Linked DNA regions of Homo sapiens: region 1 is linked to region 2. The links are chromatin loops, found by intact Hi-C in ENCODE. Cell type or tissue: dorsolateral prefrontal cortex. All regions are shown on one strand. Each heading gives the region's core, and the rest is flanking DNA. Links, peaks and the distances in the headings are about the cores only.

Evidence for each region. Peaks named below come from ENCODE experiments on the same cell type or tissue, not always from the same donor. Only the 100,000 strongest peaks of a DNase experiment are listed, where the experiment ranks them.
Region 1: it touches region 2 in a loop (9-fold over the local background); 1 of 110 quality-filtered maps calls a loop at or near these places.

What each region holds. Positions count from the first base shown.
Region 1 is chrX:13,889,596-13,897,280 of GRCh38, reverse strand. It overlaps a transcript of GPM6B not described here. Among named protein-coding and RNA genes, the nearest start is that of GPM6B, 76 kb to the right of the region's middle. In dorsolateral prefrontal cortex, for the core only: a CTCF peak has its summit at 5,308; a DNase peak (open chromatin) is centred at 5,300; H3K4me3 peaks cover 1,297 bases; H3K27ac peaks cover 5,000 bases; H3K27me3 peaks cover 3,771 bases.
Region 2 is chrX:13,960,344-13,971,042 of GRCh38, reverse strand. No RefSeq gene overlaps it. Among named protein-coding and RNA genes, the nearest start is that of GEMIN8, 64 kb to the left of the region's middle. In dorsolateral prefrontal cortex, for the core only: no CTCF peak of the experiment used is centred there; DNase peaks (open chromatin) are centred at 4,376 and 5,322; H3K4me3 peaks cover 477 bases; H3K27ac peaks cover 3,251 bases; H3K27me3 peaks cover 2,837 bases.

The DNA.
Region 1 (7,685 bases), core at 2,686-7,685, 74 kb after region 2:
CACCTGGATAATACTGATCCATTCACAGAAGGGAGAAAAAGTGTGTTGGGTCAATTAAGGTGGTTTAAAAATGTGTTGACTCTGAAGAAGAAAAGTATCTAAAGTACACAACTCTAACAAATCTCAAGGCCAGTGGGACTTTACAGACTGAGCCCAATTGTGTTGAGTCTGTGTATTGTATATACTTAACACAAGCAAACACAGACTTTTTCTACAAATGAAAACATGTCTGCTGAGCAGTTGACTCAGTCATCTGGAATAAATGTTCTTTATTTGTGTTTCCATGGGTAAAATCAAGTTAATGAACTGAACCATCACAATTTCTCTTATTTAATTTTTAAAACTCTAGATTACCCTGTCTTCTATCTCTATGTAATTCCTGTGTTAGAGCAAACATAGGAAATTGTCAATATGGCAGAGTGCGGTGGCTCATGCCTGTAATCCCAGCACTTTGGGAGGCCGAGGCAGGTGGATCACCTGAGGTCAGGAGTTCGAGACCAGCCTGGCTAGCATGGTGAAACCCCGTCTCTACTAAAAATACAAAAATTAGCTGGGTGTGGTGGCACACACCTGTAGTCTCAGCTACTTGGGAGGCTGAGGCAGGAAAATCACTTGAACCTGGGAGGCAGAGGATGCAGTGAGCCGAGATCACACCACTGTGCACTCCAGCCTGGGCGACAGAGCAAGACTCTGTCTCAATTTGAAAAAAAAGAGAGAAATTGTCAATATGGGGCCATGTTTTACCTACAAAACTAGCAATTTCATGTTGTTCTGTCTAATATTACTTAGGAACATTTTAATTCTTGCATTAAAAAGTAGCTTTTATAAGCATGAGGGTTAATATCTAGGCATAATGTGTTTTCTGAACAGCTGGCTCTGTTTTTCGTCTCTGTGCAGGATATGATTTCACACCAGTAACCCTTCAACTTGGGGTGACACCTTTCATAGGAGTCATGGTAGTTCTTTCTGTTATTTTTCTAGCCATATGGAGGTCTCATTTCTCTTAATTCTTAAAATGATGGACTACCTGTCTTCTAGCTGTATATTATTTACTTTTTTGTTCATAAGCACCATACTTAAGATTTTTTTCTTTTATTTTTAAGGAGAAAAAAAGGCTGCAGTGAGCTATGATTATGACACTACACTCACCCAGGATGGAGTGCAGTGTCATGATCATAGCTCACTGCAGCCTCGACCTCCTGGGCTCAAGAGATCCTCCTGCCTCAGCCTCCCAAATAGCTGGGACTACAAGTGTATGCCACCACACACGGTTAATTAAAAAAAAAAAAAAAAAGTTTTTCTAGCAACAGTGTCTCACTATGTTGCCCAGGCTGGTTTTGAACTCCTGGGCTCAAGTGGTCCTCCCATCTGGGCCTCGCAAAATGTTGGCATTACAGGAGTGAGCCACCATGCCCAGTCCCATATTTAAGATTTTTCTAAAGCCCTAATTTTAAGATTTTCAAAAATGCTAATTGTATCCTACTGTTTCTGCCCCAAGAACCAGACACCTAGATCTCAAGATATGGACAGGTATTTATTGGAAAGAAATGAGGATTTTGAGGTCATAGAAGTGTCTAAAACATCAAGATTTATTAAAATGATTTTTTACAGCTGATGTTCTAACATTCATTATTGTTTCCTATGATAGAGATACAAATTGAGTCACTTTTCAAACATACTTTACTGTTGAATACCTATAAAAATCTCATGGAACTAGCAGTCCTTAGTATACAGTCAGGAAAATTCTGTTTTACACTAGTCACTTTCCAGAAAGGTTTATTAATAACTGGCTATATAATTCTTTCCCCAGAATATGTTGTTCTTTGTGGATTTTTTCACCCCCCACCCCCAGCTTTTGGTCTATTCCAAAATACACACGGGCTTGACCTAAGAATTTTGCTAAAGGAATTATTCTCCTCTAGGGAAATGAAGCAGCATGTTTCAACACAAGCTTAGAAATCTTAAAACAACTAAAAATGAAAAAAAAAAGTACCAGGTCGTTATTATGTTCTGCAAAAATTAGATTTACGGGTTTTACTGTAGCCATTGTCAATGCCTTACTGAGGGATAGGATCATAGCAGAAAGATGCTAAGGAGCTTATGGTCCCCCTGGGCTGTTGTGATTATGTGGATATATTTAGAAGCTACAAAGAAAGCAGAGCATCAGCTGAGATGCCCCAGTAGACACTCTCAAATTCAGATCTCTCCCATTATGAGAAAAACCCTCAAAAGAAAATATTCACTTGGCAAGGAATGAAGAGCTTTTTTACTCACCAAAATGATGTCGTAATGTTTCAGGGAGAACAGTGACTGCGACTTACTTATTATTGTCATTTATATCTCCTAGGGCTGAACAGTTGTCAGAGAGGATAAGAGATAGGGGGAGTGTATGGGAGGCCTGCTTTGGTTCTCTGCTTATATAAACCTCCACATTTTAGCAGATTTATGTTTCATCCTTAAAATGAGTTAAAAACAGCAGACCCTTTTGTTGCAGATGCAAGATATAACATGTAAAGTGGTTCCATAGCAAATTGCTATTTAGAAAAGAACCCAACGTTATTTTTAACCAACTGTTTGATCTCCTGTATTCTTTCTTATGTGGTTTTATGAATTTTTGTTTCACTTGTAAATAATCGGTAGCAAATGAGTGTGTGAGGCTATGATTTAATTTGTAACAAGGTACAATAAAATACCTCAGCCTGTGACTCAACTATTTTAAGAGGACAAATATGCTAAATAGGAATATTCGTTTCTAACCCTATAGTAAATGAAATGTACCTAAGATCCATGGCTGAAAAAACCTGCCTTATACAAATTCACATAAGAGAGATCAAATGTGGTGAAGGTTGCTTGATAAACTTCTATTGTCTAGCTTGTCTGATGAGCTAGATTTCACAGTATTATGTCCAGATTTACCACAATAATACTGCATAGTTTTTTTCAAGTCTTCGATCTAAGAGGTTCTAGTTTGAAGAGGAGGGGTTCTGTGTCATTCATACAGTGGCTGTGATGCACATCCGTTTGATCTGTGGGCTCATTTAAAGGCTTAGTGGACTGAAATGTTTTGGGGTCACCTGGAGGGGATCAGTGTGTCTGGGCTTTGCTTCCCTGTCTTCCTTACGTATGTGGAAACGGTGAGTGTTGTTCCCTGAGATGTCCTAGAGAGACAACCTTTTCCCAAGTGACAGTGAGTTTCCGTCTTGGAATCAGCTTTGCTTATCCCAGGGAGGATCCAGGCCTGGCGCCAGCAAGTTCTCCCCATGAGGTCTCTGAGGATGTGGAGAGAAGGAATGCCCTGCAGAGTTTCAGCCTGTTACTCTAAACCTCCAGGCATGTTTAAGACCCCTTGGGAGAAGAGGAGGGAGACCTCCATCCGTTTACAACATCTCTGCACAGAAGGCAAATTCTCTTCTCTTGCATAGTACCCTAATGGCAAAGGCATACATGCACCAGGCTCAATTACTTTTAGTGAAGAAAATAAACCAGATCTGTGGAAGGCTTCCCTTCAGTGACTTGGGGAACTCTAGTTTATGAGTGAAAGTAAAGATACGAGCTAGTAGGTGACTTTTGGTGTATGAGCCCTTATTTGTGGGGTATTAAAAACCATGGGCTATCCAGTAACTCAGTAACTCAGGACACACACAGCATTTTGTGGTCCCTGATGTCTTTCTTCGTTTTGGCTGCTGCTTTGGCCATTCAGTCAAATTTGACCATTGGTTTTCATTAAGATTGGCCCTCAGATACAGAGCAGGGAAAAGAAATGAAATTTAAGCTTGTACATGATATAAATTGTCATCAACTCCATTAATGTGTTGGTCAGAGAGAAGGCGGAAGCCAATATTTGACAGGAAGCATGTTTTTTTTTTTTTGTAGATTCAGTGTGACCACCACACCGTCTCGTGCTTGTAGGTAATTTAATTTAACCTAGGAGGAAAATCTAGTCATTTGAGAAACTAAGATAATTAATTATATGCTTTTAAGATGGAGTTCTTAGATGTGAGATCTTGGAGATCCCTGAGACCATGTTTAAGAAATGCTACATTTGTACTGAAAATCTTTGACTTGATATTAAGTTATGATAAACACAACTGCCAATTCAGGTATGTAATTTAGGGATGAAATCTGATCATAAAATGGCCGTCTAGATCAGAGTTTGGCAAAGCATGACCCATGGACCAAATCTGGCCCGCTGTTTTTGAACAGCTCACAAGCTAACAATGGTTTTTAAATGTTTATTATGTATTTGTTTTTGAGTCATGGTCTTGCTCAAGTCACCCAGGATGGGGTACAATGGTGCAATCATAGCTCACTGTAACCTTCAACTTCTGGGCTCAAGCAATCCCAAGTAGCTGGGACTGCAGGTATGCACCACCATACCCGGTGAAGGTATTTTATTTTTGTAGAGACATGGGATCTTGCCCAGGCTGGTCTTGAATTCCTGACCTCAGTACTCCTGCCTCGGCCTCCCAAAGTGCTGAGATTACAGGTAAAGATTTTGTTATTTGCAAAGAGCTTTTCAGAGGAGGGACTAAAATGATAATTCACCCTGTATTTACTGGGTAAACAGTATTAAGACCCCAGATTTTGCCAGTAGCAGTGGCATGTGCCTGTAGTCCCAGCTACTTTGGGAGGCCAAGACAGGAGAATCACTTGAGCCCAGGAGTTTGAATCCAGCCTGGGTGACAGTGAGACCCCATCTATTAAAACAAAACAAAAAACAGATTTTGTCTGAAGAAGTGAGTATTCTTGGACTTCTCAAAATGTCAGTTTGGAGACAGTTTTGGTAGGCCACTTGGTATATAAGCATGGACAGAAATTGATTGTGTGTGTTGTATTAGGTTGGTGCAAAAGTAATTGTGGCTTTTACCATTAAAAGTAATGGCAAAACCCGCAAATATTATGATCTATGTTAGTCCATGTGAGAGCATATTTATGGAGAATACTGACATGATTTGTCAAGTTAGTAGACAAATAATGACTGAACACTCAAAGGCAACATGATTATCCTCCAGCTGTGCCTAGGAGATTCTTGATACCATTTTACTATGTCAATATTCAGCTACGTGGACAACCGCTATTGTTTTGAACGCTCGCTTTTCCTTGAGAAAGGGATTTCCAGAAAAAGAAATTCTGTCATAGCACCAAGAGCTATGCTGGACAGGAGGTTCAAATGTTCATTTTTCTGGCCCTGAAATGAAATGCTTCTTAGGTACACAATTTGCTGTCCAGGTCTAGAGCCGAGCCCAGCAAGAAACATGCCCAGTGCATGGTAGGCAGAATTTTCTGCCTGTGGACTTTCACAAGGCTGCATTGTGGGAACAGAAGCTGCTCAGATTGTTCATTGTTCTGTGACTCCTATTTGGCAGCCAGTGGAGAATTCATTATGCAGTGACTGGCATACTTTTCTTCTGTTTTTTCCCTGCCCTGAGTACAGCAGTGCATCCGTGCTCTCTGTAACCCCTTGCTTCACCCCTTACTGTTCTAATCTTCCCCTCCTTGCCTTCCTCCAGCCTCACTGCTTTGCAAAACCTAGAGACAAGCAGACTTAAATCATATGAACTGATTAGGGGATCAATTTCCCCCAATGCTGAGGAAACACACTTTGTTCTCACATTTGGGTGGGTGAGCCTGCCACCAAATATTAAACACCCACGGACACATAGCAGTGCGTCGGTTCCCCTTTTGGGGACTGCAAGCTCAGACAAATGTCCACAATGGCGAACATGCCACATTTCTCCCTCTGTGTTTCCGCCCCCAAAAGTGTGGCCTCCTGGGCTGAGAGGAAGAAAATTGAGAAGCAGCTCTTTCAAAATTACCATTTGCAGGGTTTGTTGTTGTTGTTGTTGTTGTTTGGTTTTTTTTTGGTTTCTATCTGACTTGCTTTGTAAAGCTGGAAGAAAAGATTAGCATGACTCCGAAAGCACTATTTTTTATGAATTCCAGAGCAGCAGTTCTCAACCTTTAAAATGTATTTGAATCACCTGGGGGTCTGGTTAATATGCAGATTCTGATTTGTTGGGTCTGGGGTGGGGCCAGATTTCTAATGACCTTCCGGGTAATGCTGAGACTACTGGGCCATGGACCACCACATTTGAATAGCAAGTATTAGGTTGGTGCAAAAATAATTGTGGTTTTTGCCCTTTTTTTTGAAAGTAATGGCAAAAACTGAAATTACTTTTGCATCAATCTAAACACTAGTTCAGTGGCTCTCAACCTTGGCTGCACGTTGGGATCACCTGGGGAGCTTTAAAAACTACTGATGCCAGAGCCCCACCCTCAGAGATTCTGGTTTAACTGGTCTGGAGTGTGATCTGAGCCTAGGGAGTTTTTTAAACGCCTCAGATGGTCTCAATATGCACCATTGTGGTTATATTGCAGCTTTACAGGTGTAAGAATCGGATTTGTTCTCTTAAAAGGGAAGATAAGTCTTCTTTTTGGTCCTAGGTCAATCTGAGCTGAGTTCTTCAGCCCTTGAAGAAAGAGCATCCTTCTAACTCACCAGTTCTCAACCAGGGGACATCTGGCAGATGCGTTTGGTTGTCACAACTGGAGTTGGGGGTGCTACTGGAATTAAGTGGATAGAGTCCAGGGGTGCTACTAAACATCCTACAGTGCAACAGCTCCCCACAGCAAAGAATGAAAGGGCCCCAAGTATCGATGGTGCTGAGACAGAAACCCTGGTATAGCTTACCTCACTCCTGCCCTCAAAAGGCTGGGAAGTTCAACACTTCCTTCTTCAATGACTATTGAGAGTAACTAACTAATAGTGTTACAACAAAGGGGTCCCAATCCAGATCCCAAGAGAGGGTTCTTGGATCTCATGCAAGAAAGAATTCAGGGCGAGTCCATAGAGTAAAGTGAAAGCAAGTTTATTAAGAAAGTGAAGGAATAAAAGAATGGCTACTCCATAGAGCCATTTTATGGTTGTTTCTTGATTACATGCTAAACAAGGAGTGGATTATTCATGCCTCCCCTTTCTAGACCATATAGGGTAACTTTCTGACGTTGCCATGGTATTTGTAAACTGTCATGGCGCTGGTGGGAGTGTAGCAGTGAGGACAACCAGAGGTCACTCTCATCACCGTCTTGGTTTTGGTGAGTTTTAGCCAGCTTCTTTACTGCAACCTGTTTTATCAGCAAGGTCTTTATGACCTGTATCTTGTGCCGACCTCGTATCTCATCCCGTGACATAGAATGCCTTAACCATCTGAGAATGCAGCCCAGTAGGTCTCAGCCTCATTTTACCCAGCTCCTATTTAAGATGGAGTTGCTCTGGTTCACATGCCTCTGACAATAGCACGTAGCTAATAGCATTTCTTTCATGTCTAATTCTGTTTTACAACACACTACTGTCGCAAGTATTCTGAACTGGAAAGTCAGTCTTCCTCCCCTGTAAAATTAGGCTATTGAAATACAAGCTTCCAAAGTCCTTTTCAGTTAAAAAAAAAATTATGTGATTGGCAGGGGGAATGGGGAGTAGTTATTTCATGGTTACAGATTTTCTGCTTCTGGTGATAAAAAAAAAAAAGTTCTGGAAATGGGTGGTGAGAGTTACATAACTTTGTGAATGTCGTTAATGCCACTGAACTGTAAAGTTCATGTTATGTATAGTTTACCACAATTTTTTTTAAAAAAAACCATGATTCTGAGATCATTGGTTGAACCATAAACCATATGCTTGCCTG
Region 2 (10,699 bases), core at 2,596-7,595:
GCACTTTGGGTGGCCGAGGTGGGCGGATCAGCAGGTCAGGAGATCAAGACCATCCTTGCTAACACGGTGAAACCCCGTCTCTACTAAAAATACAAAAAATTAGCTGGACGTGGTGGTGGGAGCCTGTAGTCCCAGCTACTCGGGAGGCTGATGCAGAAGAATGGCGTGAACCCAGGAGGCGGACTTGCAGTGAGCCGAGATGGCGCCACTGCGCTACAGCCTGGGCGACAGAGCGAGACTCCGTCTCAAAAAAAAAAAAAACAAAAAACCTACATTTAGTACACAAGCAGTCTTTAAAACACAATCATTCTCCTGATTATAAAAATAATGTACAGTCATGGTAGATAACTTGAGAAAGCCAGAGGCATATTAATAGATAAGAAAAAAATTTACCAATAGAATACCTCCCAGATACAATACCTTTAACATTTTGGTGTATTTCCCTCTCAGTTATCTGGTTTTATATAGCTAGATTCATAAAACACATATACTGTGGTATGCCACTTAATCACTCAACCTAATATAATTAGCATTTTATCACTAAAAGAATTACTTATTCTAATGGAAACATAATATTCTATTTTATGACTATATAAAATTTAACCAGTCCACTAAATTATTAGTCTTCTAGGTTATTTCCACTTTTTCACTACTATGGATAATGCTTTATTATTTATAAATAATGCTTCAATGAAGATTTTTATGCATAAATTTTGGTCTGCATTTTAGATTTGTTTTCCTTAGAACAGATTCCAGAGGTGGAATTAGCAAGTCAAATAGAGAATATATTTTAGGTTTTTGATACTCACTATCAGATTACTCTCCAAAAAGGTCATGCCTATATAAATCCCCATAACTTTACTAAAGTCATAGACAACTTTTAAGGAAAAAAAAATTCCCTAATTAGTATCATCCTCCTTTAAAAAGATTTTTTTTGAGCGAGCCATAATTTCACACATCATATGCATAGCAGAGAGAGTGAAAAATAAGATTCTGAGTATGAAGGAGTCATTAGAATTTTAAACCAAAGCTGCAGTTAAATTATGATCCTCCTTGAGGAGTACATATGAAACCCAGTGCACATTGGACATGCTTTATAGGCATCGAAGTAGTCATTACTAAATATATGTGGTTGCTAAGATACAAAACTGAGAACTAAGAATTAAATTTAACATGTTCTCCTCAAATTGAGTTATTTCAGGACTAGCCTTCTCTTCTTTATAAATGGCATAATATGGAGACATTCGTGACAAATTGGTGTTCGGCCAGAAGAAAAGAAATGGGCAGAATTAAGAGGAGATAAGAAGTAGGAAGATGTGGGTTCTAGAACAAGGCCTTACTTCCTAATTTCATGTCAGTCATTTGACCCTTTGGGTCAAGTATAGTGGGAATAATATTGCTTGTCTTGTCTCATCTACCTCACAAAGCTTTTTGAAGGTCAAATATGCTAATAAATGGCAAAGTGACATACAACGAGAGGGTGTTATTACCACATTGAAGTCTTAGGCCCACTGCTTTGGAAACTTACATGTAATGAGGTTCTTTAAATTGCTGTTGCTGGGTTTCTTTTGCGTTCAATTAAAGAAGATTCAATGATCTGTTTTTGGTGAAATCCATTCAAAAAGGAAAGAATGGTAATGCAGGCCATAATTCTGAGCACCCGATTAGACTGAAGCTTCCTAAAGGGAAAGGATTGTATCTCATTCTCCCATGCGAACAAGTGTCCAAAACCCTGTTAGGACAAAGTAAGATTATACACTCCTGCTTTGTCTTGTTTCTCAATGGTGTATTATAGATGAGGACAAGAAAGAGGCTCATGGACTAATTTCTTTCCTACCCCACCCCTACTTGCTTTTCCATATTCACCCTGAGCTGCCAGGCAAGCTACTGCTCATCACTCAAGTCAGCTCTTTCCCTGATCCCATCAATCCAGTCCCAGTCTTCCATTAGTGCCCAGTTCACCTGGTCACAACACCGTCTCATTGGATGCTATGATGCTTTCTTCCCCACTGGCTGACCAGGCTCCACGGACCTGCCCTGCCATGTTATGCCCCTTTGTATCTGCTTCGGTGCCTAGCACAGGCTCAACACATGACCTCCCAGTAAAGGAATGGCTGGGTTTTCAAAGGCCTGGGCCACAAAAAAGGCAAATGCTCACCTGATGAAAAAGAAGTCATTATGTATCTTGGTTCCAGAAACATAGCCATGAGCCAACCTCTACATAGATACATTACTACATACTTACATGTGTTTATGTATACATATATCCAGGATTCTCTTGGTAACACAAAATGTTGAGAATAGTAACAAGTTGAGGTTACTGAGGCCTGATACTAATCATGTTGAGGTCTTACATGTAAATAGAATTGGAGTATAGTCAGAAGGGCAGAGGATTTTTTAATCTGGTTCTTTTCAATTTTCTATCAGAAACCTAATTCAGTGGTTCTCAGTCATCTGATGATTCTGTATAGCAGTGGAAACTTTAATAAATAACTGATGTCTGTGATTCAGGTGTAATTGATCTGGGGTAGGACTTGGGTGTCCGTACCTTTCAAAAGCTCCCCAGGGGATTCTAATGTGTAGTCAAGACTGAGAACCATTGCTCTAAACTGTCTGGGGTGGAGATGACTCATCGAACTAATTAAACCTTCAGGTTGAACACACTAGGCTTCCTGGGCATCTGTATAAAGTTTCTTGATCGCTCCCACACTCTCCCTCTTTCACTCCCTCACTCTCTCATTCTTTCTTCTATTTATCCAATAAATTGCTTTGGAATGAGTCTCCCGCTTTTCAATTCAATCAGGAAGAGCCCAGATCCTGATGGTTCAAATTGAAGCAACCTGGGATCTTTAAGGCCCAGGACATAATGGTATAAATCATGGACTGTGAAAGGATGAGACAATGCCATTGGTTCCCTCTCCTACTTCAGCTTGTGTTATATGGGTGGCCTTAATGATGGGAGGGCATTGGAGAAGCCCAGAGTAAACACTGATATGCTGGGATTTACCAAACCTCCGAAAAATTTCACTCTTGGAATCAGGCACAGACTACGTGAAATACCATCTGACTCCCATGTTATGAATACTGTGTGGCCAATAAGTATCCTAAGATTCTCTGAAGCAGGCAGTTCCTGCAATTTTCTTTTGAGTCCCATGACTCTTGGGGTAGGGTGGAGGATGGATGAAGATGTGTGTCTCAGTGTCAGTGAAACAAAAGCACTCTTTACGTAACTCATCCTTGCACAGGGGGAGCCAATCGTGGCCAATCTCTGACTGTAAGTTCCCAGAGGGCTTAGTTCTTTTTTCCGATGGTTCTGATCATCACTGCCTCTTACGAACAGATGATCACCCAGCAGACGCTCAATGAATATCTACAAAACAAACGCCCTCTAGCTCCTCGGTATTTCAATAAACCATTGACGCCCCATATTTGCTTGTTCTCAAGTCAGAAATTGTTAACTTAGAGACACACAGGCCCTGAGGTTTCTTCCATTGGCTTTTTAAAGGTGTAAGGTATGAACCACAAGGGTACAAGGGGCAGGAGTGAAATAACATGGGTACCTTCCTGGTGCCATGTCTCTCTGGGGAGGGATGGTGCTCTCCTGGAATGTATTGATGAACCAAGAGGTCTCAAAAGACTGGCCTGCAGGCTCGCTGGCAGCCACCTAGCTGGGTCCTGTCCCACGGTCCTACATGGATCATCTCCCTGACAACCAGCATCTTAGCATGATTCAGATGAATATTACTTCTAAAACCCTGAGCTTCACAATTCTCCCAAAAAATTGCATTATCCTGGGAGCTGATTCAACTGATGCTCCACTCAAATTTGATTGCTATAGTCACAGTCTCAACTATCATGAGGATTGAAGAAGTAAAAATCCATGCAGATCATGATACTTTTCAGAAAACATCAAATAGCAATTGTGCCATGTCTTTTATCTCAGTGTGTTGGTTCTTTTTTTGTCCCACTATTTCTTTTTTTGTTATTACGTCGCAGAACCAAGGTTTTTTTTGTTTTTGTTTTTGTTTTCTAAAAGAAACGATTACAAAAGATTGCTGTTTCCGCTGCCTATGAAAACAGAGGAAGCTAGTCCTAAGGCTTCTGCTGGAAGGAAGCCCTATTTCTATTTTCATTGGAAGGTTCTCAAAGCAAGTTAATGAGGATTTCTCAGGGCCCGATGTTTGCCTCTTGCCCTCCATAATGTCAGCCAATTATCATGCAGATATATTTCATGAAATTCCATGGAATAGATACATTTCATGGAGCTTTTTCCTACAGCATTTTTTTTTTTTCAAATCCTGGAACAGGCCATTCCCCCAACAGATAGCATGACTTTTAATTACACCAGACAGCCTGACTCCAAGCCACGAGTGCCCGGGCTGGGCCGCAAGAATGCCAGCAGAGGCCTCTTGACATTCACGCTCATTTCTGAATCGGATATTGCACCAGTTTTCCAGCTTCCGATTTCTGTTATAGCATCAGATTTTGGTTTTAATTGGCTGCCAGAAATAAGCAAGCATTTTTACAGGGTAGGAGGCTGTGGAGTTTTAGGAAACTCTGCCATGATGAGTTTAGAAAAACTGTCAGACAAAGCAATGTATTCTTTCCTTTCTGTCTGATGTTGAATTTAATTCCTAGATTTATAGGCTATTAAATCGGCCTACCTGAAACTCGTTTGCAGATATTGCTAATTGTGATAATAGTGGCATTTCTCAAGCATTCCTTCCTTATGAACTAGGCATTCATATGCCTAAAAATCCCGTGCCTTGGGCAGGGGTGAGCCTGCTGGACAGGGAGCCATGAGACCCAGGCTGTAACCTTGATCCTGCCACTCCTCGGTTGTGCTATTTTGGGCAGGCACTTTCCTGAACCTCCTTTTCTTTCTTTCTTTTTTTTTTTTTTTTCCTTAAATTTCTCTAAATCTCTGTTTCTTCTTTATAAAGTTATGTGTTGGGCTGCATGGTCTATTTCAGGTCCCTTCCAACATCTACAGTACTAAGTAGATACAAATTCCTAAAACCTCACTCAGCCCAATTTTAAAAAATGAAAGACACAAGAAGAGAAAAAGAAAAAAAATTAAAAAGAACCAAATAAATAATTCGGGTATTTTTTTGCTCTTGCTAAGCTTTTAGTTCTGTGAATACCAGTTTTTCCTATTATGTTAGTGGGAAGGATAGAAGGGCTTAAAAAGAAGAAAAGAAAAAGGCAGAAATAGAAAGCAGAGGCGCCAAAAAGGGAAGAGGCAAAGAGAAAGAGCCAAGTAGCGTGGGACAGAAGCTGCATCCCCCGGGCCTGCTGTTCCCCTCTTCTGCCAGTAGCCCTGAGAACTGCGACAAAGCACAACAGCGCGAGATGCTGGCAGCATTTCCCACTCTTATGGTCATAATATAATGGGTCATAGTATAACTTGCTTCAACAAATAATGAGAGATCCCCTCTTCATATTTGAGGAATGGCAGTCTCAGGCCTCCAGAACTTGCAAGGAGATTGGGGAGAAAAGATGTTCACAGAGAAAACAATTTCAGGAGACAGAGAATTCAATCCAAGGTTATGTGGTAGAGACAGGACGTTGTGGAGCGGTAGGAGAACAAGGGGACCTGGGTGGACTGAGGAGGTCTGAGAATGCAGGGGAGAGGTGGAGCTGGATTGAACTTGAGAGTTGTTTGCAGGCAAGAAAGAACCGGAAGGACCTTCTAGATCCATCCATTCTTTCTCCTGCCGCTGCTCCATCATGTGGCGGGGGCCTTTGGGGCACAGCTTCCCTACTTTTCTTCAGGTATTCAGTTATTGTTTTAAATCAACCTGCATATATCTGTTATTAATGAAAGAATCAGCACTTTTCTTCAGACAGAACCATTTGTCCAACACATTAAACATTTCTATTTCCTACTAATGTGGGTCTAATTTCCTGAAAATTTTTATTATTTATGTTTTTCCATTAAGACCTCGTTCTGCAGTGGATTTCACCAGGCTCAATTGATGGACTCATCCTCTCATTTGGAGTTTTACATTGTTATTTGCATGATGATCCTACTAAAGTGTGAATGATTTATTACTTCTTTTTTCCATTCCTCCATCTCTGGAGATCTGTGTTTAGGTAGGGAGGCTAGGGGGCACCAAAGAGAGAAAATAAACTCTCCTTTTTACAGGTGGTTCAGTTTCACTCACTGTAAGAATCATCCCCTCAGACTCAGGCAAAAAAAAAATGGTCCGATTTCTGCTCTAGGGGCCCATTTCTAAAAGATGCCTAATGTCTGGATTTCACACACACAAACACACACACATGCACGCACACATATCCGAAAACTATGGCTTAGAAAAAGACCAAATCTAGATCCAGAATATATAAAGAACTCTTGCAACTCAATAATAATAACACAAATAACTAAAATAATGGGCAAAGGAGTGGAATAGACGTTTCTTCAAAGAAGATATACGAATGACCAATAAACAATGAAAGCTGTTCAATAACATTAGCTATCAGGGAAATGCAAATCAAACTCACAATCAGATACCACTTCACACCCACTAGGATGGCTATAACAAGAAAGATAGACAAGAACGAGTGTTGGTGAGAATGTGGAAACGATGGAACCCTCATACACTGCTGGTGTGAATGTAAAATTATACAGCTGCTTTGGAAAAGACTTTGGCAGTTTCTCAAAAAGTCAAACACAAAATTATCATGCCACCCAGCAATTCTACTCCTAGGTGTATACCCAAGAGAAATGAAAACATATGTTCACACAAAAACTTGTACACAAATGCCCATAGCAGCCTTATTCATAATAGCCAAAAACTGGAAACAACTCAAATGTCCATGAACCAATGAATGGATAAATACAATGTGGTCCATCCATAGAAGGGATATATATTATTTGGAATGGAATATTATTCAGCCATGAAAATAATGAAGTACTGATTCATGCTACGACATGCATGAACCTTGACAACATTATGCTAAGTGGAAGAAGCCAGTCACAAAAGGCCACATAATGTGATTCCCATTTACATGAAATGTACAGAATAGGCAAATCTATAGAAGCCGAAAACAGATTAGAGGTCGCCTGGTGTGGGGAGAGAGGGGGTGGCAGCTGGGTTGGTGGATAATTGGAAGTGACTGCTAACTAGCCTAATGTTTCTTTTAGAGGTGATGAAATGGTCTAAAATTGATTATGGTGATGACTGGTACTGAAAACCATTTAAATCTTACACTTTAAGAAAAGGTGTTCCAGAAAAAAGAAATTCCAAATATTTGTCCCACTTTTGCTTGCTGACAGGCATGAAAAACGAAGGGACAGAAATCAAGCGACAATGATTCAATTGCTGCTACTTTCTAACACAATGCACCAAAACAGTTAAAACTGGTGCCCATATATTTCAATGAACCAGTCCTGTTGGCATAAATGGTTATAGGGCACATCTCATAACCTATGACGGAGGACATCATCCTGGAAGAAAAGAATCCTTGGTTGGGAGCAGGTCATCCCTCCGCAATGTCACTAGGCATCTTCCAGGACTGGCATCATTTTCACAGGCTGAAACCAGGCCGAGTTGTTCAGGAGGCAGAGGTGAGGTATTATCACTCTGTCGTGGAATCTAGATGAAAAAACAGATTTCCGTGCTCAGAAAAACAAGTTCCCGGTTTAGACACACTTCCAGACAATGTAGCACTGATTTCTTAAAATGTTCTTTTTTGAGTGTTAATTACCAGGAACCCAGCAATTCCACTTTTGGAAATCCATTCTAAAGAAAATCTTAAATTAAAAAAAAGTTATGTGCGCTAAGACATTTATCACAATATTGTTTACATTGGTGAACAGTTGCCCAAAAATTGGGGAAAGGTGAAATGAACCATTCCACAAGCATAATGCCATTGAAGTAATGGTGGTAAAACTGATTTTAAGACAACGTTCATTGAAAAAGCATTTTAAAGGAATGTACAGCATGATGTGGATGTACAGTATATGTATATGAAAATATACCCATTGTAAAAATAGTGGTTACATTACATTAGAGTCTTAGGAAAGAAGGTGATATTTTTCTTTTTTATCTTCTCCATTTTTCTATAATGAGATTTAATTACTTTTAGGATAAAACAATTTTTTAATCATTGGAAGAATTAAAATTGTACCTTTGCCTTTTAGAAAGCAATTATAGGCCTGGCACAGTGGCTCACGCCTATAATCCCAGCACTTTGGGAGGCCACAGTGGGAGGATTGCTTGAGGCCAGAAGTTCGAGACCAGCCTGGGCAACATAGGGAGATCCTGTCTCCGCAAAAAAATACAAAAATTAGCTGGGCGTGGTAGTGCATGCCTGTAGTACCAGTTACACGGGAGGCTGAGGTGAGAGGATCACATGAGCCCAGGAGGTTGAGGCTGCAGTGAGCTGTGATCACGCCACTGTACTCCAGCCTGGGCAACAGAGCAAGACCCCGTCTCAAAAAAATATATATATGTAAAATAATAAAAATAATAAAAATGAAAGCAATTATGGCTATGAAATACTGTCTGTATTTTCTGGTTGTCCAGAACAGGACTGTTTTTTTTGAGACAGAGTCTCACTCCATCGCCCAGGCTGGAGTGCAGTGGTGCAATCTTGGCTCACTGGAACCTCCACCTCCCGGGTTCAAGCAATTCTCCTGTCTCAGCCTCCCGAGTAGTTGGGTCTACAGGCACCCACCACCACACCCTGCTAATTTTTGTATTTTTAGTAGAGACGGGGTTTCTTAAGCTTTAATGTGTGTGCAAATCACCTGGGATCTTGTTCAAATGCGGGTTTTGACTCAGCAGGTCTTGGGACATGAGATTCTGCATTTCTAATAAGCTCCCAGGGCTGCTGCTGCTGCCCCATGTTCTTGGTCTATGCAGCACTCTTGGAGTAACAAAGGGCCTAAGAGTTTCTTCAGAGAAATTGTCCACAAAACAAAAACAGACTAAAATAACACTGAAAATCATTAAATTCAGGAAACGGTTTCTATACAATTGGTAGTGTGGACATCCAGGTAGCCAAACTTGCCCCTGGGTTTTTAAACTGAAAGGCCAGTTTTTGTCCCTATTCAGTGACTTGAGTTTAGTTCAGAGATCTTGGAAGCAATCCATGATTCCTTCCCTCTCTACAAATTGACCCCCAGCTGTTGGCTTTCCAAGAATAAAGCAATCAAAAGTCGGTAGACCTTTTCCGTGAAACGTTGTACAATACTCACTTTTCCCCTGGGGCTTTCACTGGGTCACTGGGCAATAACTTGCCTGAACTTTCTCCAATCTGCCAACTATACTAAAAAGTAGAGACGCTTTTCTGCTCTGCATCCCTCAGGTACAAAGGCTCATAGCCTTTACATGCTGCTGCTCATGGTATTGCCACAGTGTTCAGATAGTGATTGTATTAGTTTCCTGCTTGTGCTGTAACAAATTACCACAAACAGAAATGTATTTTCTTATAGTCCTGGAGTTCAGAAACATAAAATCAAGTTGTTGGCAGGGCCATATTCCTTCTGGAGGCTTCAGGGGAAAATCTTTCCTCCACTGGCAAAATGCATCATTCCAACCTCTGATTTCATTGTCTATTGTCACATCTCCTTTTTCTACTTCTCGTCCTCCTGCCTCTCTCTCTCTCTCTCTCTTTTTTTTTTTTTTTTTTTTTTGAGACAGAGCCTCACTCTATTGCCCAGGCTGGAGTGCAGTGGTGTGATCTTGGTTCACTATAACCTCTGCTCCCAGGTTCAAGCGAGTCTCATGCCTCAGCCTCCGGAATAGCTGGGACTACAGGCACGGGCCACCACACCCAGCTAATTTTTGTAATTTTTGGTAAAGATAGGGTTTCGCCCTGTTGACCAGGCTGGTCTTGAACTCCTCACCTCAAGTGATCTGGCTGCCTCCCATAGTGCTGGGATTACAGGCATGAGCCACTGTGCCTGGCCCCACTTCCCTCTTATAAGGACCCTTGTGATGACATTGGGCCCACCCAGATAATCCAGTATAATCTCCCTCCTCAAGATCCTTAACTTAATCACATCTACAAAATCCCTTTTACCATATAATGTAATATAGTCAAAGGTTCCAGGAATTAGGATATGGATATTTTTGGGGGGTGATGTTGTTCAGCCTATCACAGCAGTCTAAATGCAGCCCGTAGCTACTTGCCCTTTGTTGAGTATGTTTCCTTCTTTCTATTAATTGTTTGGTTGACACCCAGGGTTAGCCATAGCTTACCATATGTAAGCTCAAGTAAGCGCACTATGTTAGTTTTTTATTACTACATAACAAATTACCACAAATTTAGTGGCTTAAAACAATGCAAATTTATTACCTCATAGTTTCCATAGGTCAGGAGTCTAGGCATGGCATGGCTGGATTCTCTGCTCAGGGTCTTTTTAGTCTGAAATAAAAATGTTGGCAGGCCTACATGACGTTTTGGAGGCTCTGGGGAATAATGTTCTTCCAAGTCCACTCAGGTTGTTGGCAGAATTCATTTCCTTATGGTTGTAGGACTGAGGCCCCCAATCTCAGCAGGCTGCCGGCTGAGAGCCCCTCTCTCAGGTCCTTAAGGTGCCCTGCATTCATTTCATTCTTGTGTAGCCCCTTTCAATCCTCAAGCCAGCAGTGGTGAGGTTTCAAATCTCTCTGGCTTCTTTCTGCCTTCCTCTTGTCCAACCAGCCAGAGAAATTTCTCTGCTTTTAAGAGCTCATATTATGTGATA